Regions from separate parts of the Homo sapiens genome. Here region 1 is linked to region 2. The links are chromatin loops, found by intact Hi-C in ENCODE. Cell type or tissue: GM12878. All regions are shown on one strand. Links, peaks and the distances in the headings refer to the core of each region. The heading gives the core; the rest is flanking DNA.

Region 1 (6,765 bases), core at 932-5,931, 150 kb after region 2:
TTTTGAGAAAAAGTTTTTCTATTAAAAAAGTGGTTAGTTGCCAAGGCTGGTGGATTGCTTGAGTCCAGGAGTTGTAGACCAGCCTGGGCAACATAGTGAGACTCTATCTCTTTTAGATTTTTTTAAATTAAAAAAAGTAATTAGTTTGACTCTCCCCTCAAACAATCACACAAGTGCTTTTCTTTGAGTTAGCCACTCCACCTCAGTATACAACACAAGTGTTTTATGCAACTTTCCCATTTTGTCACACAGGATATTAAGAAGGCTTGTACTTAAGGGCCAAGATTTAATCAAGTGATTTTTTAAAACACACTCACCAAAGATTTTTTTAAAATGTAACCTCCTCCTCCTCCTTCCCCTCCCTCCCTCCCTCCCTCCCTCCCTCCCTCTGTGTGTGTGTGTGTGTGTGTGTGCACGTGTGTGTGTGTGTGTGTGATTGCCTTGATCTGTGCTAAGCCATTTAGCAGTTTTACCATGATTACTTTAGCATCAAAATGTAAAGGCCAACAAAGTGAAAAAGGCAATAATTTCTTAGGTTTATCATGACAATTGTTTTTTGACTTATTGGTTTCCCTAAAGGCCTCCTTGGACTCTACTTCCCAACCTCTGGCAGGGTTCTGTGGGCCATAATTCGAGAATGGGTCTAGAATAATGCTTTGTTCTGGACAGCAATCCTTCATGAAGTTTTTTTTTTAACCTTCTTATTTTCTTTTATTATTAACTCTAAACTTAACTAAGTCATCAGCTGTCCTTTGACTCCCATCCTAAGTGCTTTATCTGCATGAAATATTTATCTCTAAGTGAATTGCTCAGCAGACATTCACACTGAAAAATAAGTTAAGACAGAGATTTTCTGAGGAGAAAAATATTAAAGCGCATTGATCCAAACCTTTAGTGACTGGGTAATACTACTGTGATCTAATCACAGTGGCAGAATGTTCCTCAAACGTCGAAACGAACAGCTCCATAATTTTCACACTGTGCTGTGTGACAGATGGCAAAAACCATTTTGATTTTCCCCAATATCCAAGGAGCAGCAAGCAGAGCCTGTGCCTCCCACTTTGCTCTCTGTCTTTGTCATCTCCAGTCGGCCTGACAGCACACCGATTTCTACCTCTGTGATCTGTTCTTTGGATGACGATATTTTCAATAACTATTTAGTATAAAAATAAAATGTGAGGGTCCCATCAAATAAACTAATTAAGGCTTAGAAAGTGTCAAACTCCAAAAGCCGGGAGGAACAGATGAGGCACTGAGTATGAGAGTCACACAGACCTGACAACTAATGTGTTACCACGGCAACAGGAGAATCAATATCCCTCAACTGGGCAGATAGTTGACAGTAATTTTTGCTGGGTCAGAGAATTGGGGAGAGTGAAAACCTCCTTCTGCTATGCAAATAATTGCTATCTCCTTTATAAGCAAAAAGCTTCTGAAGGATTTTGTGATCAAATTCTGACCAAGTCTAGTAGAAGCTGATACTCACGGTCCTGGAGAAGGCCCTCACCATGTAAAAGGGAAGCAATTGAGTCTGTATTTTCTGTGATGCATTCACTACCTTTTTTAAAATCAGGGGTAAAGACATGTGTTTCTTATGTTGTAAAATGAGTGCCTAATGTATGACTGAAAGCTGGCTCATTTGATCTTTTTCTCCTGTTTATGATTAACCGTAAGAATTTCTGTGTATGATCTTCAGGACTGTCTTGTCACATAGGAAATTAGTATCATCCTGGATGTGGTGGTCACATATACTTTGAACATGCAGTCATGGCTACCAGAGAGATTGGGTTAAACCTTGCTTTGTGCTTTGTGGAAGTTTGTCGTTTAGCAGAAAGGAAACCTCGATGTTAGCATCTGTTTTTCCAAACATGCTTCTCAGGCACAGCATATTCCAGAGCCGGTGGATATATAATAATACCTGATTCAGCAGAACAAGAGATTTAATATCAAACTCATTTAAAGAAAAATGATGCTTTCTGCAGTGCATAAAAGAATGGATGATAAATTTCAAAATAAAGAATAAAAATATTGTTATTCTCTATCAGGACTCCTTACTCTGAGAGTCCATATGTCCCTTTCTCCCTTCTTCCTTCTCTCTCTTTTCCTTTCTTTTGCTCTTCCTTCCTCTCTCTGTCTCTCTCCCTCCCTCTCCTTTCTTTTCTTTCCTTCCTTTTATTTCTTTCCGTCTTTCTTTCTTCCAACATAAACTTAATGAAACTGTTTTGAAACACTGACTAAAAGTCAATATACAACTTAGTTGAATAAAGTTCCATAATAGCTTTTTTGGTAATGGTTCTTGATGGTCCTCTCTTACTAAGTGCCATGATATGATATATTGAAATTAAAATATGGGCATGCAATTTTAACACAAGGGCATTAACAGAAATGTCATTCCTAACAAATGAGGCATTGGGAAATCTGCCCTATAACCAGAGAACCATGCTTATTTTTGCCTTTTGCTATAACTTATAAAAACAAACCTCATGATGTAAATGCCTGTGGGTTAGATTTCCAGTTGAGAGGTAGGCGACAGGCTTCAGTGGGGGAATGGGGAGAGGCAGTTTTTGTTTGTTTGTTTCAGACAAAGGATTCCTGGCCTGGGGCGGTCCAGCTGCAGCTGCTGTCAATATTGAGGCAATCAGACTATTTTTCTAACTAGATCAAAACAGAAAATTCTGCCTGCGATTCATTATATCAGAATGGAGGAGGAGGGAGAGGGTAAAGGGAGGAAGGAAGGGAGAGAGAGGAAGGAGGGACGAAGAAAGGAAAAGCATGATTGTTAATTCTTCTGAAAATTACTTGCAGGGTTGCCACTTTCAAATTAGAATAAACTCTATCTGGGTCTGTTTGCAAGATAGGAGCCTAAAGGAATGCGAAAATAGTGCAATGAGTCTCTGCTGTAGAAGTGAGAGGAGGTGGTGGGATCTGGGTTTTTTGAGAGAGAGAACTGCAAACCTCAAGTGTGACTGAATTCAAATCAGGCTTACAAGGCGTGCTTGGTTTCTTATTTGCTGATTACGTCGTGTTCTGTTTTTTCCTCCCTTGGTATTTTCATGATGGTATTGTTTTGAGAACAAGACTTTGGGGTCAACTAGTTGGCTGTTCCTGTTGGTATCTGGGTAAAAGTAATCCTGGCCAGCGTTGGTTTTTTGTTGTTGTTGTTTCTTTCTTTCTTTCTTTCTTTCTTTCTTTCTTTCTTTCTTTCTTTCTTTCTTTCTTTCTTTCTTTCTTTCTTTCTTTCTTTTCTTTCTTTCTTCCTTTTTTTTTTTTTCTCCTGTACTCTCATTCTAGCCCCCTTTGGTGCTTGGACAGGTTAGGATCTGAGCCTTCCCTGGGCCTGTGGCTCTCCCAGTCTATTGATACTGACTCATCGCTTGGGCTCCTCTATCTGGGTAACTTGAGTATATTGGGGGAGGGTGGTGGGGGTGAAGTCCTTTTTTTCTACAACCTGCCTTTCCCCACATGTTCACTTTTACCTTTTCAGTGGAGAACATCGGCACAATAGATGGGGAAAAAATAAGAAAAATAAATAAACCTGAGTTACTGAATAGAATGGCTCTTGGTATTTACTCGTGTTCAGGAAATATTTGCCGAGTGCCTTCTCCACGGCTGTGCCAGGCCCCTGGAGATGAACATATCGAGCTGGCAGGCACAGCCTGTACCCTCAAAGGTCATAGCCGTTGAATCCTTGAGAAGACACTGATCCTGGCATTTTGATATTTTGCTTAAATGTACACTTGGGATGTACCTTAAGTTATTGCTTATTTTATGGGATGTAGCTTAAGTTATTGCTTATTTTATTCTTTTTTAAGATGTTTGAGTGTTGTGTGTATGCAACAATCATGTAGAAAAATGTTAACTTATTGCATTGGAAATATGGCCTAAATTATCTGGTTTTATAACATATCCAATATGTTACATATACTACCCAGGAGAAGTATTATTAAGGTTAAGAATAGTAATTTCTAGGTTGTATGGGCATGGTCAAGTGGTCAGGTAGCTCACAAAATTACCAAACTCGGGCTCAGGGTAGCTCCTCCTCTTTGAGTTAGATTAGCATTTTGGGAATCATTGTGTATCTTTCTCAGGGTTAAGAGGATTGTCCTAAATCCGCATTCTCCAATATAGCAGCTAATGGCTACATGTGGTTGTTTAAATTTTAATTTAAATGAATGAAAATGTAATTGAATTTAAAATGTAGTTCTTCATTTGTACTAGCCAGATTTCAAGTGTTCAGGAGCCACCTATGGATAGTGACTACCATATTGAGCAGCATATAATATGGGACATTTCCATCATTCCAGAAAGTTCTATCAGACAGTGCTGTTCTAGGATACCTTCATTTTTTCAGCCAACCTTTCCTGGGCCTCTGCTATGTGCTAGGTATTGTCCTGGTGAAACTAAGACATAGTCCCTGCCTCTGTGGGTATTTGGCCCGGTGTAGAAGCAGATATTTATAGATAAGACAAGCAGAGGATGTGGTATCATCCATGCAGGACAACAGCGGGTTGCTGAGATATGCTGTAGGACAGATAAGCTGCTTAGATTGGGTGGGGAGGAAGGGCTCTTCTGAGGAGCTGACTTTGAGCTAAACTCTGAGGCATGAGGAGGAGCCAGGCCTGTGAAAGCCACAAAAATATCGTTTGGGGCACAGGGAACAGCAGAGGCAAAGCCATTGAAGTGGGAAAGAGCTGAGCTTTTTCATAGCCCCTCCTCAGGCACAGAACTCTGAGGACTGTGGAGGAGTGGTGGCAACTGAGAGACTGGCATTCCTTCACCCCAGTCACTGCCACACCACCCTGCCCAGGATGCTCTGCTTTCTTTGCAATTAGACTCTCTTCCAACTCGTGTTATAACATTTTCTCAGCTGTGACACTAGGCCTGTCCCCTGGCCTCAGAATGAAGCTAAGAGAAGCTGAAAAGAATACATTTAGCGTCTATGAAGGGTACTTATGTTTCAGGGACCTGGTACACTGTATCTGATTGTGGTTAACAGTGGGCTGTGGAGGCTTCTCGTGCTCATAATTGTGATTGTCTTTCTTTGCAACACTTCTTCCCATTCCAGGCCTCACTGAAGCCTCTCTAGGAAGCTGGGTGTCCATTCCAGAGCCATTTCCTGGTCTCTCAGCAGAGCTTTAAGAGCTCTGCTTGGCTGAATTCATCTCCCAGATTCAAGGCACTGAGGCCTTTGACTCTGGAAAGTGTTCACACCTCCTACAGGCTGTCCTCCCAGAATTCTCAGAAGCCTGCTCTGGAGAGCTCCTTCCCCTCTGGCAGGTGCAGCAGGCCATAGCTCACATTGGCACTGAACAATGGCCTTTGTGTAGATCTCCCTGTGATCTCCAGAAACCCTGATCCAGCTCTTAGGGAAGGGGAAGCAACAAGACTTAGCAAAATCCCTGCTGCATCCATCTCATACAGATAATTAATAACAGCAATCCTTGGAAAATGAGGCTTAAGCAATGAAATCCTTTTCTCTTTTTCAATGAGAGCGGTCTAATAACTGGGGCTTTGACTGTTGTTTCCTGAGGAAACCGTGCAGTGATGAAATTAATGATGTATTAAAACAGGTACATAAAAATGTCACAGTGTTGAAGACAGAGCAAACAGGAAGGTACTTCAGAAAAAGGTCCCCAGTTATCAGAAAAGTTATCTGAAAATGAAACACTAACCAAGCAAGAAAATACTCCCTGAGCATCCCGTGAAGATGAGTCTTTCTCACTGTTCTTTTCTGCATCCCACGTGCATAATGTAAATCTAACTAAAAAGCATGCAAAAGCAAAGAGTGTTTTTGCAAGTGATTGATGGATTGTATTGCCTTCTATGTTATATGTCTCTAACAGACAAATGTATCATTTGTATTTAGGTTTACTCTCTTGTTTATATCAAATATAATTTTCAATGGGAGAGAGTTAATCAAATAACCTTCTGAAATGGTGTTTTGTGATATGGAAAACAAATGTTATTTAAGGAGATGATTCTTTTCTTCTTAAAAGGATATCACATAACCACAAAATAATTCTCTCTGTGATTACACTGACAGCACTGTGGGTGACATTGCTGGGGGCTGGGGGTGGTCAATCTGATGAAACTCCAGTCATTTCACAAGCTGATGTTGGCTGACAGGTCTTCAGGCCAGAATTTACAATTCTACAAATATTTAAGGTGCTTCATTAGTAGAATACAGGGAAGACAGGTATAGAAAGGAACTATGTCATGGATGGGTTTTATTTTTCTAGTAGCTTTGTTGAAATGTGGAGAAGATGATAGATGGGAAAGCTAGTCAAGACAATTTGTTTGGATTTGGCATTCTTTATAAGGGAAGACTGTGTGTGTGTGTGTGTGTGTGTGTGTGTGCATGCACACACAGGCATGCGTGTGTAACAAAGGTGTTCATTACTTGAGAACCAAAGGGTTCAGCTACCTATAAACAGAGGCAACATGTCCCCAAGGGAAGTGAACTCTGCAGCCAGTTGGTTCGTCTATGTGAAACCAATTATTTTTCCCTTCAATTTGATTGATTTTTTTATTGGACTGGATTGTATCATATTTGCCTTAATAAACAGGAGCTCATAACAATGCATTTAAAATCTGTAGTGATATACTCACCACCTATATTTACTTTGTAAATATGTGAAAAAAATCTACAGTTATGAGATTAATGACACAGAAGAGTCTAGCAGGAGTATGTTTTTATTTTGAATAGAGCAGGAAATTTTATTTAAAGGTAATGTAAAATTAAAATGTATTGAGTGGAATCGTCTT
Region 2 (6,765 bases), core at 860-5,859:
GTTCTCCTTGGTAAGACAAATGTAAACAAATCATATATTCATAAAGTTTAGAAAAGAAAGTCAGAATATACTGGAAATTGGGATAATAATAAGGCTGTTTATATTTATCTCCTGAGAAACTCTAAGCATTTCTTTTTTTTTTTCTTCTTTTTGACAGAGTCTCGCTCTGTCGCCAGGCTGCAGTGCAGTGGCGTGATCTTGGCTCACTGCAACCTCCACCTCCCAAGTTCAGGTGATTCTCCTGCCTCAGCCTCCTGAGTAGCTGGGACTTCAGGCACAGGCCACCACACCCAGCTAATTTTTTGTATGCTTAGTAGAAACAGGGTTTCACCATGTTGGCCAGGATGGTCTCAATCTCTTGACCTCATGATCCTCCTACCTCAGCCTCCCAAAGTGCTGAGATTACAGGCATGAGCCACCGCACCTGGCCAAGAAACTCTAAGCATTTCTAAGATATTAAGGGACTGCTAGTGAGAAAGGTTTTGTTTAAAAATTATTTTAGATTAACATACAGTAAAATTGAGCATAGTTGGTACACAGATCTATGATAACACATGTATAGCTCCTTCTAACCAGCACCAATGATCAAGGTACTGAACAGTTCCATTCCTCCAAATGGCTCCCTCTTGCTATCCCATCCTAGTCACACTTTCCCCCACCGCTACCTCATTTCAGCCTCTGATTGTCTCTCTATCACCATAGTTTTGTCTTTTTGAGAGTGTCACATAAATGGGTTTACACAGTAGGTAATCTTTTGAGATTAGCTTCTTTCATTCAGCAAAATGCTTTTGAGATTCATCCAAGGTGCTGTGAGTATCAATAATGCATTCCTTTTTATTGCTAAGTAGCATTTTGTGGTATGGTTGTACCACAGCTTGTTCTTACATTCACCTGCTGAGGACAGTTGAGTTGTTTCCAGTTTTTGGCAATTATGAACAGAACCACTATATACATTCATGTATAAGTGTTTGAATGAACATCAATTTTCATTTCTCTAGGATAAATACACAGTAGAGAGATTTTTATGTCATACGGTAATTAATGTAGACTTTAGAAGAAATCGTCAAACTATTTTCTAGGGTGCCTGTACCATTTTGCATCCCACTAGCAACAAAGAAGAGTTCCAGTGGCTTCATGTGATTATCAGCACCTGGAGTTCTCAGAATGTTTATTTTAGTCACTCTATTAGATATGTAGTGATATCTCATTGTCATTTCAATCTGCATTTTCCTAATGGCTAATGATTTTAAACACATATTCATGTATTTATTTGTCTTCCATATACCCTCTTTAATTAAGTGTCTGTTGAAATCTTTTGTTTATTTTTAAATGGGTTGTTTTCTTACAGTTGAGTTTCGTGAGTTCTTTATATATCGTGCTTTTATTGTCATGTCTAGTAACAGCCTAAACCTAGGTCATGAATATTTTCTTCTGTGCTTTATTCTAAACATTTTATAATTTTAGACTTTACATTTAGGTCTATAATCCATTTTATTTATTTCTATTTGTTTAAATTTTTGTGGGTACATAGTAGGTGTATATGTTTGTGGGGTACCTGAGATGTTTTGATACAGGCATGCAATGTGAAATAAGCACATCATAGAAAATGGGGTGTCCCCTCAAGCATTTATTCTTAGAGTTACAAACCAATCCAATGACACTCTTTAAGTTATTTTAAAATGTACAATTAAGTTATTATTGACTATAGTCACCCTATTTTGCTATCAAATAGTAGGTCTTATTCATTCTTTCTAATTATTTTTTGTACCTATTAACCATCTCCACCTCCCTCTCAGCCTCCCACTACCCTTCCCAGCCTCTGGTAACCATCCTTCTACTCTCTATGTCCATGAATTCAATTGTTTTGATTTTCAGATCCCACAGGTAAGTGAGAAAATGTGATGTTTGTCTTTCTGTGTCTGGGTTATTTCACTTAACGTAATGCTCTCCAGGCCAGGCGTGGTGGCTCATGCTTGTAATCTCCACACTTTGGGAGGCTGAGGTGGGTAGATGGCTTGTGGCCAGTATTTTGAGACCAGTCTGGGCAACATAGTGAGACCTCGTGTCTACTAAAAATTAAAAAAAAAACAAAACAATTAGCCAGGCATGGTGGCACATACCTGTCGTCCCAGCGACTCGGAAGGCTGAGGTGGGGAATCACTTGAGCCTCAAGAGGCGGAAGTTGCAGTGAGCTGAGACCGTGTCACTGCACTCCAGCCTGGGTGACAGAGCAAGAGGCTGTGTCAAAACAAACAAATAAAAAACCCAACAAACAAAACAAAACAAAACCATAATGATCTCCAGTTCCATCTATGTTGTTGCAAATGACTGGATCTCATTCTGTTCTTATGGCCAAATTATGTATGAGCACCATTTTGTATAAGTACTACATTTTCTTTGTCCATACATGTGATCCATTTTAGTTAAATTTTGCATAATATGTAGGTTTAGATTGGAATTTATTTCCTTATTTAGCATATGCTGTCCAATTGTTCCAACACTATTTTTTTTAAACTACCCCATTCATTAAATTGCCTGTAAAACTTTGTCAAAAATCAACTGGTTGTATTTGTGTTTTGCCTATTTTGGGGCTCCATTCTGCAGAGTCGAGATTTTTCTGGTTCTTTATAAGCTGAGTAAAATTGTATTAGATCCTGGACATTTTGAATATTGTGTGATGAGACTCTGCTTCTTATTTAAATCCTATGAAGAATGTTGGTAGTTTTGTTTCAGCAGGCATTTAAACTGGTTAGTTCAGGTCACAAGTTCTGATCAGCCTTCTGGGAATTGTAGTTTTAATGTCCAGTTCATTTTGAATGACTCTATAGTGTTATTCAGTGCTATTCAGCATCCAGTCTGGGACTGGGTGGTTGATTCTGGTGCATTGTTTAGGGTCAGATCTATGCATGAGCTACTTGGGGTAAGTCCAGGAATCCATAAGTCATTTTATGGGTTCATTTCCCCAAGCTCCTTCTTCTCCATGATCTCCCCTGTACTTTCCAGCTCCTATGGCTTTTCTTTTCCATCTTCCATTCAGAAAACTGGAGCTTTACTTATCCTACTCTGCTGCACATTTCCTGTGACTGCACCCTTGACCAAGGCCAGGCAGCAGAAAGACAGAACAACAGCAACAAACAAACAGAAACTAGGGTTTTCCCCACACACTCTTGGAGACAACAGCTCCTTTGATCCAGGAAGAAACTTCTGCTTCCTCAAAGTTTTAGGTGCCTGTGGATCACCACAGCCGGTGTAGAAGAGAATATAAAAAAGAGAGAGGGGGAAGAAAGAAAAAAGACTAGGAATTTTCCCCACTCCCTCCAACCCTTGGGAATTCTCTTGATAGAACAAAAGAGCTCCTGCTAGAGCTCTCTCAGTATCCTGTACCCATTTCTAAATTTTAGGCTTCCTTGAGTTTGGGCAGGGGACATTGGAGAAAAAAATGGTAAACTCATTTCCACTCTCTGAGGCAGCTGAAAAGGTCCTCCAATTTCAAGGAGAGGAGAAATAGGCTTTGTCTGATGTCATGGCCCTGGGACCTAAATATTGTTGTGTCCTTTTTGGACAAAATAATCTGCCATGACCAATTAATTGATCAAGGATTTCAAAATCATTATATTTAAATGTTACTTTATAATATGTATTTGCTGGAATATTTCTATAAAGTAAAACCTCCTCCCACCTGTGGTTAATCAGTGGTACCGATATGTGGAAAAAGCAAGATTAGCATTTGAATCTTTCCCTTTATTTTTTAGTTATCAGTAATGAATTGTTCATGAACATCATCAAATAATGTCCAATTAGTCTTTTTTAAAAAAGGGAATCATTATTAGCTTATGGATTTAAACATATTTGATCTGTTTAGATCATTGCAGTTATTAACCTTATTGATGCTCAAACTGAGTATGTAACTTTTTATTATCATCCACCTAGGATAAACCATGACTTAGGCCAAGTCACTTACCCAGATCACTCTTTTCCTTAAGAGTGTATTGCCATTATCGGCCAGCAAGTGCTCGGGAACTAAGTAGAATGACATCTATCCATTGAACCTAGAGATGCTTATGAACACCACTGTGTGCCAGGCACTGTACTAGGTACAGGGATTTCAATAGTAAGTAGAAATAGATATAGATTCCCTGTCCTCTTGGAGATCATATTAAAATCATGGAGAGAAAGACTACTTAAATAATCGGAGAAATAGTGTAAAATTGTAATGTGTCAGGAACTAAAAAAAGGAAAAACTTTGAGGAGAAGTTATGGGAGTGATCAGAAGAGTTGATCTCTTCTGGAAGGCCAGGGAAGGCCTCTCTTAAAGAAGGTAATTTATCTAAGATCTACAGGAAGTAAAGAGGCTGACCAGGCAAAAGTGGGAGGAGAGATGTGGGTGCATGAATGGGTAAATGGAATCTGGAATATTTTTATATTATCCTCTCCCCGTGCTATCCCTGTTTATATTTAATGATCTGACCCCAGACCAGCCGCAATCCTCCTGGGTCTAGATGGAAAAAAATTATTTTGAAGACTTCTATTATTATTTAACATTTTTCTTCTCTCCCTTTTTCATTTTCCTTCCCCAACAAATGGCACTAATCTCTTCAGTCATTAGATCAAGTAAGCAAAACAGGCTGTTTGCAAAAGTAAACAAACACAGATTCTACATTAACTGCACCCCACCCCCATTAAAACCCCATCCATAGGGTGGTCTTATAAAGATTCCCTACACCTTCCCCTGATTTTTCTTTGGGGCACTGCTGGGTTTCCTTGGAGAAGAGTCTACGAGCACTTAATTATCTGTAAAACAAGTTGAAACATGCCTCCAAGATCAATTTTGATTCTAGCTCAGCCTACTAAGCCTTAGGCCCCTTGGACTTTCTTAGTTTGTTTGCATTTGCACTGGTTACTCCCGGTAGCCAGGCCTTGAGGAAAAGGAGTAGAAAGCCTGGATGGTGGCTAAAGAAACTGGTTGTTTACCCTGGGGACCATCCCCTTAGAGCTGGACCTGGCCTTTTCAGAGAGGAGAGAGGCTTGACAGAGACAGACAGAAAGAGACAGAGATAAAATGAGTAATGACCACAGTGGCCTTCTACCTTTAAATTAGAAAGTGTCCAAGCCACTGAAGACATCCCAGACATGTGGTCCTAGGCATTCCTCTGTTGCCTACAACAACGAGGAATAAGATTGACAGCACTGCAGTCTTTCTATTTTGTTCCTTCTTTCCCAGGTTCATCATTTGCAGCTGCATGCAGGTGCAGGGGGTCCAGTCCCACCTTGGGGCCCAGTGAGAATTCACCCTTAATCTGAGAGGCTTAGTCTGAGAATGGCAAGAAGCCATTCTGTGGATGCTCTACTGCAGGAGAGCTTAAAGCTACCGGAGCAGAGCCCTCCCTCTGGCTCAAGGATCCCCCATCCCCTGATCAGGCCCATTTATCACACTTTAACAACCACCAGAAAGCCAACACTGGTTTGCTCTCATGTGCTGGCCTTGGACCTCCAAACATCCAATGAATCATAACCAGAAAGATCTGGCTAGTGTTACAATTTCAAGGAAAAATAAATTTCACTGGTGGCTCTTTTTCTAAACTCAAACCAGGTAAAGCCAAAGAGGATTTTGTTGCTCTTACAACTGAATAATACCTAGGCAGACAAGCCTTCTGGCAGAACATGATTCAAGTGATGTCAGGAGCCCTTGATGTCTTTCCAAAGCTACAAAAGAAGATTGGGGTACTGTTACCAAAAGAAGAAAGAGATGGATAAAAGTCTGTTTCAGATATACATAGTATATCTGGGTAGAATTATTTTTTCTTCTCTCTTTTTCTTCTTGTTGGATCCTGGTACTTCTCATGGATAAAGTAATGGAAAGGAATGTTTGCAAAGCAACTCCAAAAAATGATGGAGATAATGTGATACATGAGAGAGGATAACAGAAAGTTAACCTTTACAGGGCAAGATGTCAAACTGGTTCTTTAAAACAATCTACTCAGGGGTGGAGCCAAGATGGCTGAATAGGAACAGCTCCAGTCTACAGCTCCCAGCATGAACAACGCAGAAGACGGGTGATTTCTGCATTTCCAACTGAGGTACCAGGTTCATCACATTGGGGAGTGCCAGACAGTGGGTGCAGGACAGTGGGTGCAGTGCACCGTGCGTGAGCTGAAGCAGGGTGAGGCATTGCCTCACCCGGGAAGCACAAGGGGTCAGGGAATTCCCTTTCATAGTCAAAGAAATGGGTGACAGATGGCACCTGGAAAATTGGGTCACTCCCACCCTAATACTGCACTTTTCGAACGGGCTTAACAAATGGCACACCAGGAGATTATATCCCGCCCCTTGATCGGAGGGTCCTACGCCCACGAAGCCTCACTCATTGCTAGCACAGCAGTCTGAGATCAAACTGCAAGGCGGCAGTGAGGCTGGGGGAGGGGCGCCCGCCATTGCCAAGGCTTGAGTAGGAAAACAGCAGCCGGGAAGCTCATGAGTGGAGCCCACCACAACTCAAGGAGGCCTGCCTGCCTCTGTAGGCTCCATCTCTGGGGGCAGGGCACAGACAAACAAAAGGCAGCAGTAACCTCTGCAGACTTAAATGTCCCTGTCTGACAGCTTTGAAGAGAGTAGTGGTTCTCCCAGCACGCAGCTGGAGATCTGAGAACGGGCAGACTGCCTCCTCAAGTGGGTCCCTGACCCCTGAGTAGCCTAACTGGGAGGCATCCCCCAGTAGGGGCGGACTGACACCTCACACGGCCGGGTACTCCTCTGAGACAAAACTTC

What was found. Hi-C counts contacts between places; a loop is a spot of excess contacts. Peaks named below come from ENCODE experiments on the same cell type or tissue, not always from the same donor. Only the 100,000 strongest peaks of a DNase experiment are listed, where the experiment ranks them.
Region 1: a loop joins it to region 2, with 5 times the contacts of the local background. A loop is called at or near these places in 1 of 110 quality-filtered maps.

The regions. Positions count from the first base shown.
Region 1 is chr3:59,537,922-59,544,686 of GRCh38, forward strand. All of the region lies in intron 6 of CFAP20DC-DT (CFAP20DC divergent transcript), which reads left to right. Among named protein-coding and RNA genes, the nearest start is that of CFAP20DC-DT, 450 kb to the left of the region's middle. In GM12878, for the core only: no CTCF peak of the experiment used is centred there; a DNase peak (open chromatin) is centred at 3,020.
Region 2 is chr3:59,389,177-59,395,941 of GRCh38, forward strand. All of the region lies in intron 5 of CFAP20DC-DT (CFAP20DC divergent transcript), which reads left to right. Among named protein-coding and RNA genes, the nearest start is that of CFAP20DC-DT, 310 kb to the left of the region's middle. In GM12878, for the core only: no CTCF peak of the experiment used is centred there; no DNase peak of the experiment used is centred there.